Linked DNA regions of Homo sapiens: region 1 is linked to region 2. The links are chromatin loops, found by intact Hi-C in ENCODE. Cell type or tissue: GM12878. All regions are shown on one strand. Each heading gives the region's core, and the rest is flanking DNA. Links, peaks and the distances in the headings are about the cores only.

Region 1 (8,328 bases), core at 309-8,308, 80 kb before region 2:
CAGGTGGGTAGCAGAGTCTGTCCAGGAAGCTGGGCAGACGCCCTGGCTGCTGTCCGTACCGCTTGATGGCCACACAGAGGCTTCTCTTTCTGGCTTAGGATCTGCCTAGGGAGGGCCCCTCACTTCCGAGGTATTCCGACTCAGGGTACCGGGTGGCTGCGTCTCCTGGAGGCAAGGGCTGGGATCTGGAAGGATCCTGAACTCTGTCCTCCTGTCTCCTGTTTGGGTTATTCCCCAGGATGTGGGGTTTGGTAATTTGCACGGCACACTTCGGGGCTATAATGGGTTGAATTGTGTCTCTTGAAAGATGATGAAGTCCTGACCCCCAATACCTGTGAAGGTGACCTTATTTGGAGCTAGGGTCTCTGCAGGTGATCAAGGTAAGGCAAGGTCATTAGCCTGGGCCCTCGTCCAGTTGGATCCAATAAGGAGGAGAAACCTGGACACAGAAACAGACATGTAGACAGGTAGGATGTCACAGAGCGATGAAGGAGAGACTGGGCTGATGATCTACAAAGAAGAAGATGACCAGGAAACCACCAGAAGCTGGGACAGGGACACAGTAGATTCTCCCCTACAGCCAGCAGAAGGAACCAGCCCCGTGGACATCGGGGTTTTAAAACCACTCCACTGAGCCGGGCGTGGTGGCTGACACATGTAATCCCAGCACTTTGGGAGGCCAAGGCAGGTGGATCACAAGGTCAGGAGATGCAGACCAGCCTGGTCAACATGGTGAAACCCTGTCTCTACTAAAAATACAAAAATTAGCTGGGCATGGTGGCAGGCGCCTGTAATGCCAGCTACTCAGGAGGCTGAGACAGGAGAATTGCTTGAACCCAGGAGGCGGAGGTTGCAGTGAGCCGAGATCACGCCACTGCACTCCAGCCTGGCGACAGAGCGAGACTCCATCTCAGAACAAAACAAAAAAAAAACCACTCCACGTGTATCCATGTCATTTTATCTAAACCGGCATAAAAACCAAAAACCCCAGTGTTCCTCCACTCATCAGAGCTGTATCACAGGGACCAAGACTCTCAGTCCTCTCCCCGTGCCCTCTTCCACTAACACAGGGAAATTCCAGCCCAGTCCTGAGGAACACGGTCAGGCCGATGAGTTTAATGAATTCAGTATGCAAATGGACCATGAGGTTTCTTAAAAGAGATGACTTAAAAGATCCTTTTCTAAATGATAAAGTCCCCTCCGCTCCGCAGACAAGAATGGGCCTCAAGGCTGGGCGCAGTGGCTCAGGCCTGTAATCCCAACAATTTAGGAAATGGAGGCAGGAGTTCAAGACCAGCCTGGGCAGCAGAGTGAGACCCTATCTCTACCAAAAATAAAAATTAGCTGGGCATGGTGGCATGCACCTGTAATCCCAGCACTTTGGGAAACTGAGGTGGGAGGAGGGCTTGAGCCTAGGAATTCAAGACCAGCTTGGGCAGCATAGTGAGACCCTATCTCTACAAAAAAATACAAATTAGACAGGCACGGTGGTACACGCCTGTAGTCCCAGCTCCTCGGAGGCTGAGGTGGGAGGATCGCTTGGGCCCAGGGGTTCAAGGCTGGAGTGAGCTATGATTGAGCCACTGCACTCCAGCCTGGATGACCAAGTGAGACCCTGTCTTAAAAAAAAACAACCAGAATGACCCTGAAGTTGGAGTTTAGTCCATCCTCCCTCTGCAGCTCACCCAGTCTGTGGTAGGTTGTCCCTTTGTGTGACTTCCCTGCTGCAGCCAGTGACTTCCTAGTTCCGTGCTTTGCTTACTTGGAACACCCTTCGCTAACCTCTCCGTCCACTCAAAACCTATCTATGCTGCAAGACCCAATGCACACATCACTTCCTCCAGACCTCGAGCTGGGTTCCTGGGCTGTTCTGAGTCTAGAGGGAGGGAGGGAGCCTGGGCTTTGACTGCCAGCCCCACCTCCTCTGCACGAGGAGGGGACAGCAGCAGCCTCCAGGGCCTGGACGAGTCACTGACCTACCCTGGCAAGGGCCCCAGTACCAGACACAACACAGTGACTCTGCCACACAGAACAGCTTCCCCCCAGGTGTCCACATGGCTACCAGCCAGGAAGAGCATCCGTGGGAGGGAGGGAGGAAGGGACAGTGTCCTGCTCACCTTCATGCCCCCCACACACCCGCCTGACTCCCTGCAGGGAGCTCAGCCCATCCACTGCATGCCTTGGAGGTACAAGCCAAGGCTTGGTAACACAGCTCCCTCTGAGAAGGGGAGGGATCTGTGAATGAGCAAACGTCTAAGGTGAGGTCTTAAGGCAAGAATTGCTGAAGAGAGAATCCTAGGCTAGAATTCCAGCTACCTCGTGCCTGCCTGCACGTTAGCTTGAGGTAGGTACCGTGCCCTTAAAACCATTTAGAGCCGGCACCGTTGCTCATGCCTGTAATCCCAGCACTTTGGGAGGCCAAGGTGGGAGAGTCGCTTGAGCCCAGGAGTTCAAGACCAACCTGGGCAACACAGCAAAACTCCGTTTCACACACACTCTCACACAGACACAAAACTATTTGGAAGAAGCTAAACCAGGACGGATCTAGAGACGGTTAGACACTGGCCTGCAGCCTTGGGTAAAACCTGTCCTGCTCTGAGGGATCAGCCTCTTTTTCAGGCTCACCTCCTGCCATGCCTCACACTCCTGCCACACCCAGTCACTCCCAGTTCCCAGAACACATGAGCAATTTCCCCTCCGCCTGGAAGGCGCCTCCCAGGAATGCTACCCTGATCTGCAGGCTCAGAGCAGCTCCATCTCCCAGCCGCGGCCCCTCCCACCACCACCTGGGGCTGTCCTGGAGTTCTAGGATGACAGATAAGGCTGCCTGACTCAGGGATACTGAATTCCTGGAAAACTAAGCTGTAGCATCAACTGTTTTTCCTCCCGACCACGGGCACGCAGTGGGTGTTTAATATGCTTTTAATATCTTCCGCAATGGCCAACTGCATGGTCTGCAGATGTGACCCAAGGGTTCAGGAATCCAGGTTTAAATATTTATGAAAATGCTCAATATGTAAAGGGTTCTTGACAAGGCACGGTGGCTCACGCCTGTAATCCCAGCACTTTGGGAGGCCAAGGTGGGTGGATCACTTGAGGTCAGGAGTTCGAGACCAGCCTGGCCAACATGGTGAAACCTCGTCTCTCTTGACTAAAACTATAAAAATTAGCTGGGTGTGGTGGCAGGCGCCTGTAATTCCAGCTACTTGGGAGGCTGAGGCAGGAGAATGGCGTGAACTCGGGAGGCCGCGCTTGCAGTGAGCCAAGATCGTGCCATTGCACTTCAGCCTGGGCGACAGAGTGAGACTCCGTCTCAAAAAAAAAAAAAAAAAAAAAAAGAAAAGGAAATACTTAATATGTAAAGAGTTCTCTGTGTAGTAAGCATCTGTTTTGTGTGCTGTGAGATGATGACAGCCACTTGGCTGGCAGTAGCTCCTGGGAGGTGTCTTTCTCCACTGTACACACCCAACAGCGCTCTCCAGCTGTCTTCCTGCAGTGACCCGCACATCTGCACTAATGGCCGCTACTGGATTCCACGGTTATGTTTTCAGCAACATCACTTTCATAAGGCTGAGTTTTTTTTTTTTTAATGTAGTGTTACATTTATTTATTTATTTAGAGACGGAATCTCGCTCTGTCACCCAGGCTGGAGTGCAATGGTGCGATCTTGGCTCACTGCAACCTCCCCGCCCAGGTTCAAGAGATTCTTCTGTATCAGCTTCCCGAGTAGCTGGGATTACAGGTGCCTGCCACCATGCCCAGCTAATTTTCGTATTTTTAATAGAGACGGGGTTTCTCCATGTTGGCCAGGCTGGTCTTGAACTCCCGACCTCAGGTGATCCGCCCGCCTCGGCCTCCCAAAGTGCTGGGATTACAGGCATGAGCCACCGCACCCGGCTAAGTGTTACATTTAAAGACAAATGTGTAGTGCAGTGGCTCACGCCTATAATCCCAGCACTTTGGGAGGCCAAGGTGGGAGGATCGTTTGAGTGCAGGAGTTCGAGATCAACCTGGGCAGTGTAGCAAGATCCTGTCTCTACAAAAAATAAAAAATTGGCTGGGTGGGTGTGGTGGTGTATGCCTGTGGTCCCACCTCTTTGGGAGGATCCCTTGAGCTCAGGAGGTCAAGGCTCCAATGAGCTATGATTGCACCACTGCACTCCAGCCTGGGTGACAGTGAGACCCTGTCTCAAATAAAATAAGAGAAAGACAAATGTCTATAGGAAGGTATTTTAATCTAGCTCTCAATCAGTATCCGCTTATGATAGTATAAAAACTCAGTCTAGGTTTAGAAAACAAGTTTCATAGAAATCCACCAGATCTCTGAGATATGGAAGGGGTGAGAAAGTGCCCAACCATGTGAGTGCCAGCACGGCTGTGCTGTGGGTTCCCGGAGTCACATGGAATATGCTGCTGCCGCTCCCAACTACCATCTAGGCTCCCTGGAGGAGGCGTCACACATCGCTGCCCACTGCCACGTGACTTGTGGTGTAACAGCAACTTCCCCCTGGGTGCTTTCCCTCCTCAGTGATGTCAGGCATAGCCACACGAAATGCTTTGGCCAATGGTATGTAAGTGATGGTGTCTTATCTGAGCATTAAGATTTAAGAGCCAGTGTGCTCCCTCCCTCTGCTGCAAGGACCTTATAGGACCTACTTCCTCCACTGAGATCCTAGAATGAGGACCACCCACGGGGCTGGGGCACAGTCACAGCCAGCCCTAGTCAACATGACACATGAACAAGAAATGATCTTTGGTTGCCACAGGCCACTGAGATTTGTAGCAGTTTGTTTGTTACTGCAGCATAATCTAGTAAAAGCTGATGGTTACAGATCTCACGAGTTGGCCATATCTCTAAGAGAGTAACATACAGTGCCGGGCACAGTGGCTCACTCCTGAGCTCAAGTGATCTACCCGCCTCAGCCTTCCGAAGTGCTGGGATTACAGGCATGAGCCACTGTGACCGGCCAAGAAGTGCTGTGTATTTTGAAATAAAAAAGGCTCATCTCTCCACTGCACCACAGGGGCCTGGCCATGCCCATGTGGTAGGCAAGTCCACGCCACACACAGCCAAGGGCCTGGGCATGCTGTTGGCACATGAGGGTTTGATTTCCAGCTCCAACATAAAACAGGTGCTCTGCCTGAACCATTGAATTAACCTCTCTGGGCCTCAGTTTTTTCATCTGCAAAGTGGGGAGATACATCTTGGTTGCTGTCAAGATCAAAGCCGTGGCAGCCCTTGGAAAACAGTGAAGGAACCGCCGTCTCACCAGCTTCATTTCTCAGACGCAGAAACCCACCAAGTTACTTGGACCCTGGCTCCTGGCCCCTCCTAGGGATATGATAACATCCAGCATTGCGCACTGGGGCTGGGGGCCACATGGTCAATGGAAAGAGTGTGTGGTTTGATCAAAAGACAGACTTGGGTTTGAATCCTAGTTCCAGCACACACTGGCTGGGTGACCGGGAGGCAGGTTACTTAAATGCTGAAGTCTTTGGCTGGGCACAGTGACTCACGCCTGTAAATCCCAGCACTTTGGGAGGCCAAAGCAGATGGATCACCTGAGGTCAGGAGTTCGAGACCAGCCTGGCCAACATGGTGAAACCTGTCTCTATTGAAAATACAAAAATTAGCCAGGCATGGTGGTGGACACCTGTAATCCCAGCTACTGGGGAGGCTGGGGCAGGAGAATCACTGGAACCCTGGAGGCGGAGGTTGCAGTGAGCTGAGATCATGCCACTGCACTCTAGCCTGGGCTAGAGTGAGACACAGTGAGAGTCTGTCTCCAAAAAAAAAAAAAAAAAAAAAAGGCCAGGCGCGGTGGTTCACACCTGTAATCGCAGTGCTTTTGGAGGCTGAGGTGGGCAGATCACAAGGTCAGGAATTCAAGACCAGCCTGGCCAACATGGTGAAACCCCATCTCTACTAAAAATACAAAAAATCAGCCAGGTGTGGTGGCAGGCACCTGTAATCCCAGCTATTTGGGAGGCTGAGGCAGGAGAATTGCTTGAACCCAGAAGGTGGAGGTTGCAGTGACCCAAGACCATGCCACTGCACTCCAGGACTGGGCAGCAAAGTGTGTGTGTGTGTGTGTGTGTGTGTGTGTGTGTGTTTATTTGTGTGTGTGTATATATATATATGTATATATGTGTGTGTGTATATATATACTGAAGCCTTGATCTCTTCGTCCATTAAGTGAGGGTAGTAACTCCCTCCTTGTTGAGCTGTTGTGATTATAAATGTGGGAACCTCCTACATTAAGTATCTGACACCATCTGGATAGAAACCGGGTCAACAGCACTAACCTTCGCTAATAAATCCAAAGTCAGCACCTTTCTTTCCACCACACCATAGGTTATTCCCCGTCGTGATCAAATCAAGCAGGAAGCCAAGATGTGGAAAGTCCTGGAGGACCAGGACCCTAAGCAACATTTTTTTTTTTTGAGACAGAGTCTCGCTCTGTCTCCCAGGCTGGAGTGCAGTGGTGTGATCTCGGCTCACTGCAAGCTCCGCCTCCCAGGTTCACACCATTCTCCCGCCTGAGCCTCCCAAGTAGCTAGGACTACAGGCGCCCACTACCACGCCCAGCTACTTTTTTTGTATTTTTTTAGTAAAGACAGGGTTTCACCATGTTAGCCAGGATGGTCTCGATCCCCTGACCTCATGATCCGCCCACCTCGGCCTCCCAAAGTGCTGGGATTACAGGCGTGAGCCACTGCGCCTGGCCCCTAAGCAACATTTAAGACCACAGTGAAGACGGCATATTCAAGAACAATCCACTAGCCTCTATGCCCTGGGAGTTTACAAGCTAATGATTTAGAAATAAACACAGGCCATTAAAAGAATTTTCAAATCGATGAGCTCTGTCGGACTATAGGACAATAAAAATCAACAAAACTGCAGGGATATGATAGGGTAGTTTTGTCTCACTCGAAGTCTGGCTGTAGAATGTTTTCAAGAGCAAAGCATGGTTTGAAGGGCCACATTAAACACTAGAAGTCAGCTAAGACTGAGTCGGATGCTGTCCAAAACAGACACGTACGCAGGCCAAATCTTGAGGGTTTTAAATTTTTTTTTTTTTTTTTTTTTGAGATGAAGTCTCACTCTGTCACTCAGGCTGGAGTGAGGTGGCACGATCTCAGCTCACTGCAACCTCCACCTCCCGGGTTCAAGTGATTCTCCTGCCTTAGCCTCCCGAGTAGCTGGGACTACAGGCACCTGCCACCACGCCCAGCTAATTTTTGTATTTTTAGTAGATGGGGTTTCACCACGTTGGCCAGGCTGGTCTCGAACTCCTGACCTCAAGTGATCCACCCGCCTTGGCCTCCCAAAGTGCTGGGATTACAGGTGTGAGCCACTGTACCCGGTCCCACTTAGTAAAGTTTCTAAGAGGAAAACTAGAGAGGCCCCGAAGAAGCCGCTGGCTTGGAGAAAGGGTGTGGGATCCATAGAGGAGATTTGTGGCAGGGGACAGCACAAGATTAAAAGCCAAGATGATAAAAACAGCAACAAGCATCTCTATTCTCCTTGAGTTTACAAAGCCCTTCCAAGTACATCTGCCATTCTGGCTGTCAACATCTATCTGAAAGGCTGTCTTGGGGAAGAAAGATTAGCTGTCTTCTCTCTCCCCACAGTGCAAAACCAGCATGAGCAGGTAAATGCTCCAGGACAGCAGATCACAGCTTAGACAACAGGGAAACCTGCCTGCAGCAGGCTCTTCAGAGGAAGGAGGTGCTGGCTGCTTGCTCACCCCCGCTTCACTTCTTCCTTCATTCTGTCAATAAAGTCATTTAAGGAGGCTAAGATGTGCTAGGCTATGTTCTATTCCAGCCTATGGGAGACACAGATTCCTACTGCTGCTCCCAAAAAGTTTAAGATGGGGTAATGCTCCCCTCTCCTACCTCCCTCGGGTAAATCCCGGTGGGGGAGTGGGGCAGGCTTCCTAGGGGATAAATGCCTACCTGAGATTTTCACATCACCATTGTTGTGAGTAGATAATATATGTGTACAATAAAAAAATTGTAGATGTATAAAAACATACACATTCAGCAAGACTTTCACAATGCAAGATCAATATACGGGTATACCTCAAAGATAATGCAGGTTTGGTTCCAGACCACCATAAGAAAGTAAAAACAGACCAGGTACGGTGGCTCACACTTGTAATCCTAGCACTTTGGGAGGCTGAGAAAGGCAGATCACCTGAGGTCAGGAGTTTGAGACCAGCCTGGCCACCATCGTGAAACCCTGTCTCTACTAAAAATACAAAAAAAAAAAAATTAGCCAGGTGTAGTGGCACATGCCTGCTAATTCCAGCTACTCGGGAG
Region 2 (8,328 bases), core at 129-8,128:
CATTCCTTTACAGAGGCTCTGTCACTCACCAACACAGCGATGGGCCTGGGGAGCCTGCAACCCTCATCCTCCTTGGGAAGATTAAGTAAAAGGACACAGTGCCGCCTGTAATAGGCATTCAGGAAGGGCTGCCAGCTCTCTCTTAAGTGAGTCATGAGACGAACAGGTTTCTTATTCAATTAACTGAGAGCTCATTTCTGTAACATTTTCTTTCCTTATGGAAAAGAGCCTTGTATTCTAAATAAATACATATCTTGAAAACAAGCTCTTGGGTCACAGCCCAAAAAAGGAAAAACACTAAATTCCACACTCCTCTTAGGGGAGACAGACCTACTGATCTCACCGATGAAATGTGACAAAAATATGAAGATCCGACCCCAGTGCCTCGTTACCAATTCCATCTCTTGTTGTTAACACTTGTGCAAAATTACACCTTAAAACCAGGACCGGTTTCTATCTGTAAGCGTTCCTGAATTGTCTGTGAGGGGCTCTTTACAGTGGTGTTAAATTTCACCAGCTTAACAACTCCAGGCTTCTGACAGACAGATCTGGGGCAGCCCAGGTCCCCGCAGTCAGAAGCGGCAGGTCTCAAAGGCCAACAAAACAGAGACACTCTGGAAGGGTTCCTGTTTCAGGTACCTTGCTGCCATTGAAGCTGCGTTCCTTTAAAACCTTCTGGAAAGTAAATTTCTGCAACCTTAATGCACTGCCTGTCTAAAGAACCCCTGTGGGAACTCCCTCTGAAAAACAAGGAAGCTTTTGTAACGTCAAGAATCACACCACATCAATCTGCTTTGTAATTTTCGTTACACCATTACCTGGCAGACACTGACACCATACCCGGCACTGGGCTCAGTGTTGTGTTAGAGGGATGGTTTTACTGAATCCTCAAAACAGGGTGGTGGCTTTTGCTCTTATGCACATTTTACAGATGAGGAAACTGAGATGTGGGAATTTGGGAAACTTCCCCCAAAGTGGCCCAGCCACCTGGCTCCGGAGTCCAAGCTCTTAACCTCTCCACTGCAGGGCAACTGCAAAAATCTGGCAACAAGTCTCCACGGCATTCTCCTGGTTGTTCTAGGAAGATGTGGAGTTTGCAGCACGGCATGGTGTCAAACAGCCACATGCACAGCAGTCCTGCAGGCACTACCTTGCAGCTGCCACCATGATCGTGGACAGAACGCTCCTCTTGGCCCCAGGTACTGACACCATGCCAGGCTAGCTACATTTCCCCAGTTTCCCTGAACCCCCAGGGCCTGTCTGTGTCTCCCCCACAGGGCAGGAAACCCCTTCCTCCAGAGGCTGATCTCCCCGCACGACCCCCCTCTCCCGTCTGCAGAGCAGCTCAGAACCAAAGGTGAAAGTATCTGAAAGCCAAGACTATAGCGTGTATACACATAGCAATTTGTTACTGTGAGAAACCATCTGTTTCTCGGTATTACAATCCTCAGAGGGCAAATTATAGCTAGCGTTCAACATAAAACATCAATTTAAACCATCAACTATTCATAATTTCAATTCTTTATTGGAAACCAAGGACATAAATGTCAGGGAATAAAGCAATATTTCTTTTATTAACTATTCCATTCATCTGGCTATTAAATAAAACCAGGGCCCCAATAAATGGCAGGAGTCCTTGCCTGAGAGCCACACCAAATAGCTCTATAATTCTCAGACGTTTTAAAACAACGAAAACTGCATTATTTGAAAAGTTAGAAACTTTAATATATAATAAAATTAAGATTAATGCGATCTTAATACCTTGCAAAACTGTTTGCCATGCCCTCGTATTCATATATTTCTTCTTGCGCGGTTTATTTTTAACAGTGCTCATTTTGTACTGAGAACGTGCTGTTTTTTACGACTGAGTTTTGCGAACGCCAGCCACCTCCAGCATTTTTCACTGACATCTAGTTTTCCCAGGCTGATGTTCCCTCCCGACTGCCCATCTGCGCTTGTGCCAGGAGGGATGCCATCATCCAAGCACAACCCAGGGTGTGGGTGGCCTTCAGAGCTCAGTCCTGCAGGACTTGCACCCAACAGCTCGCCTGAGAGTGCAGGGCAGGTTCTCACTGCAAGCACTTTTTTTTTTTTTTTTTTTTGCCGGAGAACAATCTGAGCGTTCAAAAATGAAATCTACGAAGCACGGAAGAGAATATTTACACCGTCCTTTGTGTACTAGGCTGTATATCGAGGTTTTTATCTACATTGTCCCACGACAATCTTACAGGGTGGGTACACTTTACAGATCATCAGGATGCAAGTTTGGAAAGGTGAGTCAGCCACTGGTCCCATCCATAGGAGGCACACCCATGTGTTCAACAATGAGGAAATAAAGAGAAATAAAACATGGGCCCATATTCAATGCCTGACAGTCTAATAGCCATGATGGACACTGACACACTTTGGACATCTGTCCCCTAACACACACACACACACACACACACACATATATATATGTGTGTGTGTATATATATATATATATATATATATATATATATATATATATTTTTTTTTTTTTGGGGGGGGACAGAGTCTTGCTCTGTCACCCAGGCTGGAGTGCAGTGGTGCAGTCTCAGCTCTGTCACCCAGGCTGTAGTGCAGTGGCACAATCTCAGCTCACTGTAACCTCTGCCTCCCGGGTTCAAGCGATTTTCCTGCCTCAGCCTCCTGAGTAACTGAGATTACAGGTACATGCCACCACACCCGGCTAGTGTCCCCTCCAAATTTCATGTTGAAATGTGATCCCCAGTGTTGGAGGTGGGGCCTGGTGGGAGGTGTTTGGGCCATGAGGGCAGATTGCTCATGAATGGCTTGGTGCCCACCTCCTGGTAATGAGTGAATTCTTGCTCTGAGTTCTTGTGAGATCTGGTTGTTTAAAAGAGTCTGGGACCTCCCCCTTCTCACTCTCTCTCTCCCCATGTGATATGTCAAGTCCTCTTTGCCTTCCATCATGACTGGAAGCTTCCTGAGGCCTCACCAGCAGCAGATGCTGGCGTCATGCTTCTTGTACAACCTGCAGAACCATGGGCCAAGTAAACCTCTTTTCTTCATAAATTACTCAGCCTCGGGTATTTCTTTATAGCAATGCAAATGAACTAACAGACTCACACATAATTGTTCACTGCAGTCAGTGGCCATGGGCCCAGGGCACCCCAGGGTGGGCACAGAGGAAAAAAACTGAACCACCTCATGCCACCGAGGGAGGAACCACTGGTGGGAGGATGGGAGGGGTGTTAGAGAAGTTTCCTGGGGCTGGAGACCACACCTGGGCTGAGGTTTATGCAAATAGCTGCTTTTGTCTTTCTTTTTCTAAGAGGTTGTCACCCAAAGAATAATTATTTTATGGAGACCAAATATAACAGCATTAAAGAAAGATCTTATATTCAAAACACGTATATGCCCATCCCACATCCCCAGCAGAACTTTTTCTTTTGGTCACACAGCCAATGACATAAACATCTCCGTCCTTCTGAACAGCACTGGTGATTTTACATTTTAGTGGCTGTATAATATTCCTTCCTGTTGAGGTGGGCCGTCAGGAACTGTTGGGTGAATGAATGAATGACTAGTGCTTTCCTTAGGCACAGGACGTGGACACTCACAAAGCGCTTAGACCCACACCTCTGTGGGTGTCCTGACACCACCCAGAAAGGGGATTGATTAAAACTGTCCCTGTTGGGGAAGGAGAACATCACACACCGGGGCTTGTCATGGGGTGGGGGGAGGGGGGAGGGATAGCATTAGGAGATATACCTAATGTAAATGACGAGTTAATGGGTGCAGCACACCAACATGGTACATATATACATATGTAACAAACCTGCACGTTGTGCACATGTATCCTAGAACTTAAAGTATAATAAAAAAAAAAAAGTCCCTGTTGGCTCACACCTGTAATCCCAGCACTTTGAGAGGCCGAGGCAGGCAGATCGTTTCAGGCCAGGAGTTCAAGACCAGCCTAACCAACATGGTGAAACCTCATCTCTGCTAAAAATACAAAAATTAGCCGGGCATGGTGGCCCGCATCTGTAATCCCAGCTACTCAGGAGGCTGAGGCATGAGAATCACCTAAGCCTGGGAGGCAGAGGTTGCAGTAAGCCAAGATCACAACACAGTACTCCAGCCTGGGCGACAGAGCAAGACTCCATCTCAAACAAAAAAGAAAAAAAGAAAAAAAAAAGAAATTTAAAAACTGTCCCTGTTTTGCAGGTGAGGAAATTCAGGAGACCCAGTGACTTGTCCTCCTGTCTCTTGCACTAATTCTAAAGCTGCTGCCCTAGCTCCTGGCCTTCCCTACCAGCTCATAACACCTTGGTGAGAAAAACGAGGCAGCAGGGCACACTCAACTTTTCTCACTTACAGTGGAAGATGTCAGCAGTCACAGCTATGGAGGAAGAGAAAGCTCTCAGGGGAAACTACTTTTTACTGCTATGTTATTGGTCAGGGCTGAGTCATACATTTCAGCCTGCAATGCAGGTAGAGGGAAACTCTAGCAATCAACAGGCAAGAAAATACCTGCCAAGATCGACTTGGACAACCTCATGGGTTTGGTTTTCTTTCTTCCCTTTTCTGCTTGCTTATTTTAGGCCATCTTGGTGAATACAGAAAGCAACAGTTAATTTTCCCTCCCACTTATGTGGCTGAGCGAAACCTCCCTGGTTTTATTAGAGTCAAGACTTGAAACCTGGCCAGGTGCGGTGGCTCACGCCTGTAATCCCAGCACTTTGGGAGGCCAAGGCGGCAGATCACTTGAGGTCAAGAGTTCAAAACCAGCCTGGCCAACATGGTGAAACCCCGTTTCTTCTAAAAATACAAACATTAGCTGGGCGTGGTGGTGCTTGCCTGTAATCCCAGCTACTCAGGAGACGGAGGCAGGAGAATCGCCTGAACCAGGGAGGCGGAGGTTGCAGAGCCGAGATCGCACTGCTGTACTCCAGCCTGGGCGACAGAGCGAGACTCCGTCTCAAAAAAAAAAAAAGACTTTAAACTTCAGAGCCTCTGACATTTGCATTCACGATTCAAACACCACTGGGGAATGCCTGGGATATCATTTTAATAAGCACATTATCTGTAAAAGAGAGTGGCTAAGACTCACATTGCCAGCCTGGGAATGGCTGGCCACTCTCTGTGGCCACCAATTGGCTATTCCACGTAGCCCAGGCCACACTGAGTGCCCTGAACTGAGATTTATCATTCACTCTACAAATAATTTCAGTACCTGCTACATGCCAGCCACTCTTTCATTCACAAAAAAGAAGACATGTTTTTGAATTCAGGCAACTTACATCCTCATGCGGCAAGACAAGTAAGAAACAAACACATACTATGTCAGGAGAGAGGAACTGTGGTAGAAAACGTCCTGCAAGGGAAAGTGAGGCGTGTGTATAGGTTGGGGGAGGAGGGGGCCGGGGACACAGTACTGGCTCAGGATTCACAAAACGGGGGGTATTCATGTCAGGACCTCTCCCTGTTCAGGAGCTATGCCAAAAGAGGCCTCTCCCTAGGTCATCTCCCTAGGCAAGCCTGATGTCCACAAATTCATTTTTCCATTTATTATTTTTGCAATTAATTGCAAAAACCACAATGACTTTTGCACCAAACTAAATATTGCCTGAAATTTCCAAAGACGCAGCATGTGACTCGGTAGCTAAAGGGGGAAAGAGCATCCCTAGAGTTAAGTTCCCAGGACATTGAACTCAAAGGCCAGATTCAGAGAGAGGAGTCAGGAAGCGCAGGTGCTGTGTTCGGGAGAAAGTCCCACGGGGTGTGGGGCACTGTGGCTTCCAGGTACATCCGTGCGGACGGCGGGCTGGTTCTCGGGGCCTTCAGGAGCCCTGTTCTTGGGCCGGGGGTCACAGAGTTAGGAGACGGCTGGCTGGCTGAACAGTTACAAGCTGGCCTAGAGCAGAAGAAGGTGGTTTATGTCACCGCACTCTCCCCTGAGTCAGAAGCGGGAGAGGTGTCTCCAGGGTCTGCCTGAGTGAGAACCAATCTGCCACCTACTTTGGATTGTGTCATTTTTCACTCAAGTGCCAGGTAGAGAACTGGTCAGATTCTTCAAAATGAAGATTTTTATTGTTTTAATTGGAAACAGGGTCTCCCTCTGTCGCCCAGGCTGGACTGCAGTGACACAATCACAGCTGACTGCAGCCTCGACCTCTCGGGTGGAGCAATCCTCCCACCTCAGCTTCCCCAGTAGCTGGGACCACAGGTGCATGCCACCATGCTCAGCTACTTTTTAAACATTTTTTTTGGAGAAACAGGGTCTTGCTATGTTGCCCAGGCTGGTCTCGAACTCCTGGGCTCAAGCAATCCTCCCACTTTGGCCTCCCAAAGTGCTGGGATTCCAGGTGTGAGCCCCCACACCCAGCCTGAAGGTTCTTCTTCTGTAAGATCCTGAGTAGTGGCATCACTGCCCTGGGGACCCTCTGTTGAGAATAATATTCATCACAACCTCCCTGGCCCAGAATGACACTGCAGGGCACTGCTCCCTAAGCCCGGTGCTGGCTGGGAGCCCTTCCAGAAACAGCTCAAGGGTAGGGCCCCGCTCTCCGCACTCTGTCACCCAGCCCTGGGCCTGTACTCATACTCACAGCGCTGGAAACAAAGTTCCTGAATAACAGACGAAGAAATAAAACACCCAGCCGGACACGGTGGCTCACGCCTGTAATCCCAGCACTTTGGGAGGCCAAGGCGGGTGGATCACCTAAGGTCAGGAGTTCGTGACCAGCCTGGCCTGTTAACATGGTAAAACCCTATCTCTATTAAAAATACAAAAATTAGCTGGGCATGGTGGTGGGCACCTGTAGTGCCAGCTACTCGGGAGGCTGAGGCATGAGAATTGCTTGAACTCAGGAGGTGGAGGTTGCAGTGAACCGACATTGTGCTACTACACTCCAGCCTGGATGACAGAGCAAGACTCCGTCTCAAAAAAAAAAGAAAAAAGAAAGAAAACACCTGAGCCCTGCCAAGGGGGAGCTGTCTTCCCCAAACCAACAAACCTCCTAAAGATAGCTGGGAGCCCATCCTACCAGCTCTGATTTGGGGCTGGTTTGTGAGTTACTGTTAGGAGTAAGTCCCTAGAAGTGATAAAAGATAAATCAACCCAACGTTTGATTTATAAGATATATCAGACTGATAACTAGTGACAATGTTAATCTAATTACAATTCAAAAATCTCATCACATCCATTTTCCATGCTATTTCATTAACTTGGGCTTTTGCCAACAATTCAACATTTTAAGCGTGACCGAATTCACGCTTCATTCCTTCGGTGTGGGTGATGACCTGCTCCAGGGTGAGGGTCTCAGAGCCCCTCTTCCACCCAGTGGCCCATATGCCGGCCCTAGGGAGCCCTTTTTCTAGCCCACAATCCTTTCCCAGCATCACAGTCTAGAGCACCTCCATCTCCTGGTACTCACCTCCTGGAAGGTTTTCTGAGTGGTCAACATGTTCCCGAGAGCCTACATCTGCACTGCTTGCCCAGGATTTCTGCTTCTTGCTCATTAAATGGACACTCTTGGCTTTAAAGGTAGGGCAGGCACCAGGCGGTTAACACCAGGCAGCGCCCCTCTGGCCCCAGTAATTTGTGACCACTGGTCATTATGCTTCCCACATAGAATCCAGCCAGCCCATCAACAGATGTTTACTGTGCACCTATGATACCCCGGGCTCTGTGCCTGGGGCTGGACGTACGCCGTGAAGTGGCCTGAAAGTGCTCTCATGGGAATGGCATTCTAGGAGGGAAAGGTAGACAGAGATGGAAATGACACACCAGGCAATGTGTGACAGGAAGAGCACAAGTAGCTGGAATTCCGGGTGAGCCAGGTGGAAGAAAGTGGAAGAAGCCACGGGGCGCAGAGGAGGAGGACAGAGGCTAGGCAGGTTCAAGGGTGAAGACCGGGGCTAGAGGGGCCGTGGCCCAGCCAGTGAGGGCGACGTGGGGTCACAGAATGTGGAAGGTTGGATGGAAAGACATCAGAGGGTCTAGCAGGGAGACGGAAAGATCTGAACTGCATTCGTTAGAAATAAAACTGAGGCCGCTGGGGAAAGAGAATGGACAGAAGGCAGCCAAGAACGGAAGTGGTGGTGGGGTGGCCATGACAGTGGCTTGGGCCAAGGTGACAGCGTGTAGCTGGGAGCCCAGGTGTATCCAGGAGGAAGGACGGGCTTGCTGGTGGACCAGGCATGTCGGGGGAGAGGAGGGGGAGCCCCAGGGCACACCTAGGTTTTAGCCTGAGCAGCCCCTGGGTGGTGACGCCATTTCCCGAGGTGACAGGGGGACTGGGATTGGTGGTGCAGGCGGTGTGTGTGGGAGGGGTCAAC

The links. Hi-C counts contacts between places; a loop is a spot of excess contacts. Peaks named below come from ENCODE experiments on the same cell type or tissue, not always from the same donor. Only the 100,000 strongest peaks of a DNase experiment are listed, where the experiment ranks them.
Region 1: a loop joins it to region 2, with 6 times the contacts of the local background. A loop is called at or near these places in 2 of 110 quality-filtered maps.

Annotation. Positions count from the first base shown.
Region 1 is chr7:102,058,394-102,066,721 of GRCh38, reverse strand. The region is part of intron 3 of CUX1 (cut like homeobox 1); the gene reads right to left. Among named protein-coding and RNA genes, the nearest start is that of SH2B2, 220 kb to the left of the region's middle. RefSeq lists enhancers at 2,200-2,916, 4,210-4,509. In GM12878, for the core only: no CTCF peak of the experiment used is centred there; a DNase peak (open chromatin) is centred at 4,541; H3K27ac peaks cover 2,766 bases.
Region 2 is chr7:101,978,271-101,986,598 of GRCh38, reverse strand. All of the region lies in intron 2 of CUX1 (cut like homeobox 1), which reads right to left. Among named protein-coding and RNA genes, the nearest start is that of CUX1, 160 kb to the right of the region's middle. RefSeq lists enhancers at 1,158-1,317, 642-1,554, 4,578-4,687, 4,718-4,837, 7,365-8,006. In GM12878, for the core only: no CTCF peak of the experiment used is centred there; a DNase peak (open chromatin) is centred at 4,508; H3K4me3 peaks cover 284 bases; H3K27ac peaks cover 5,087 bases.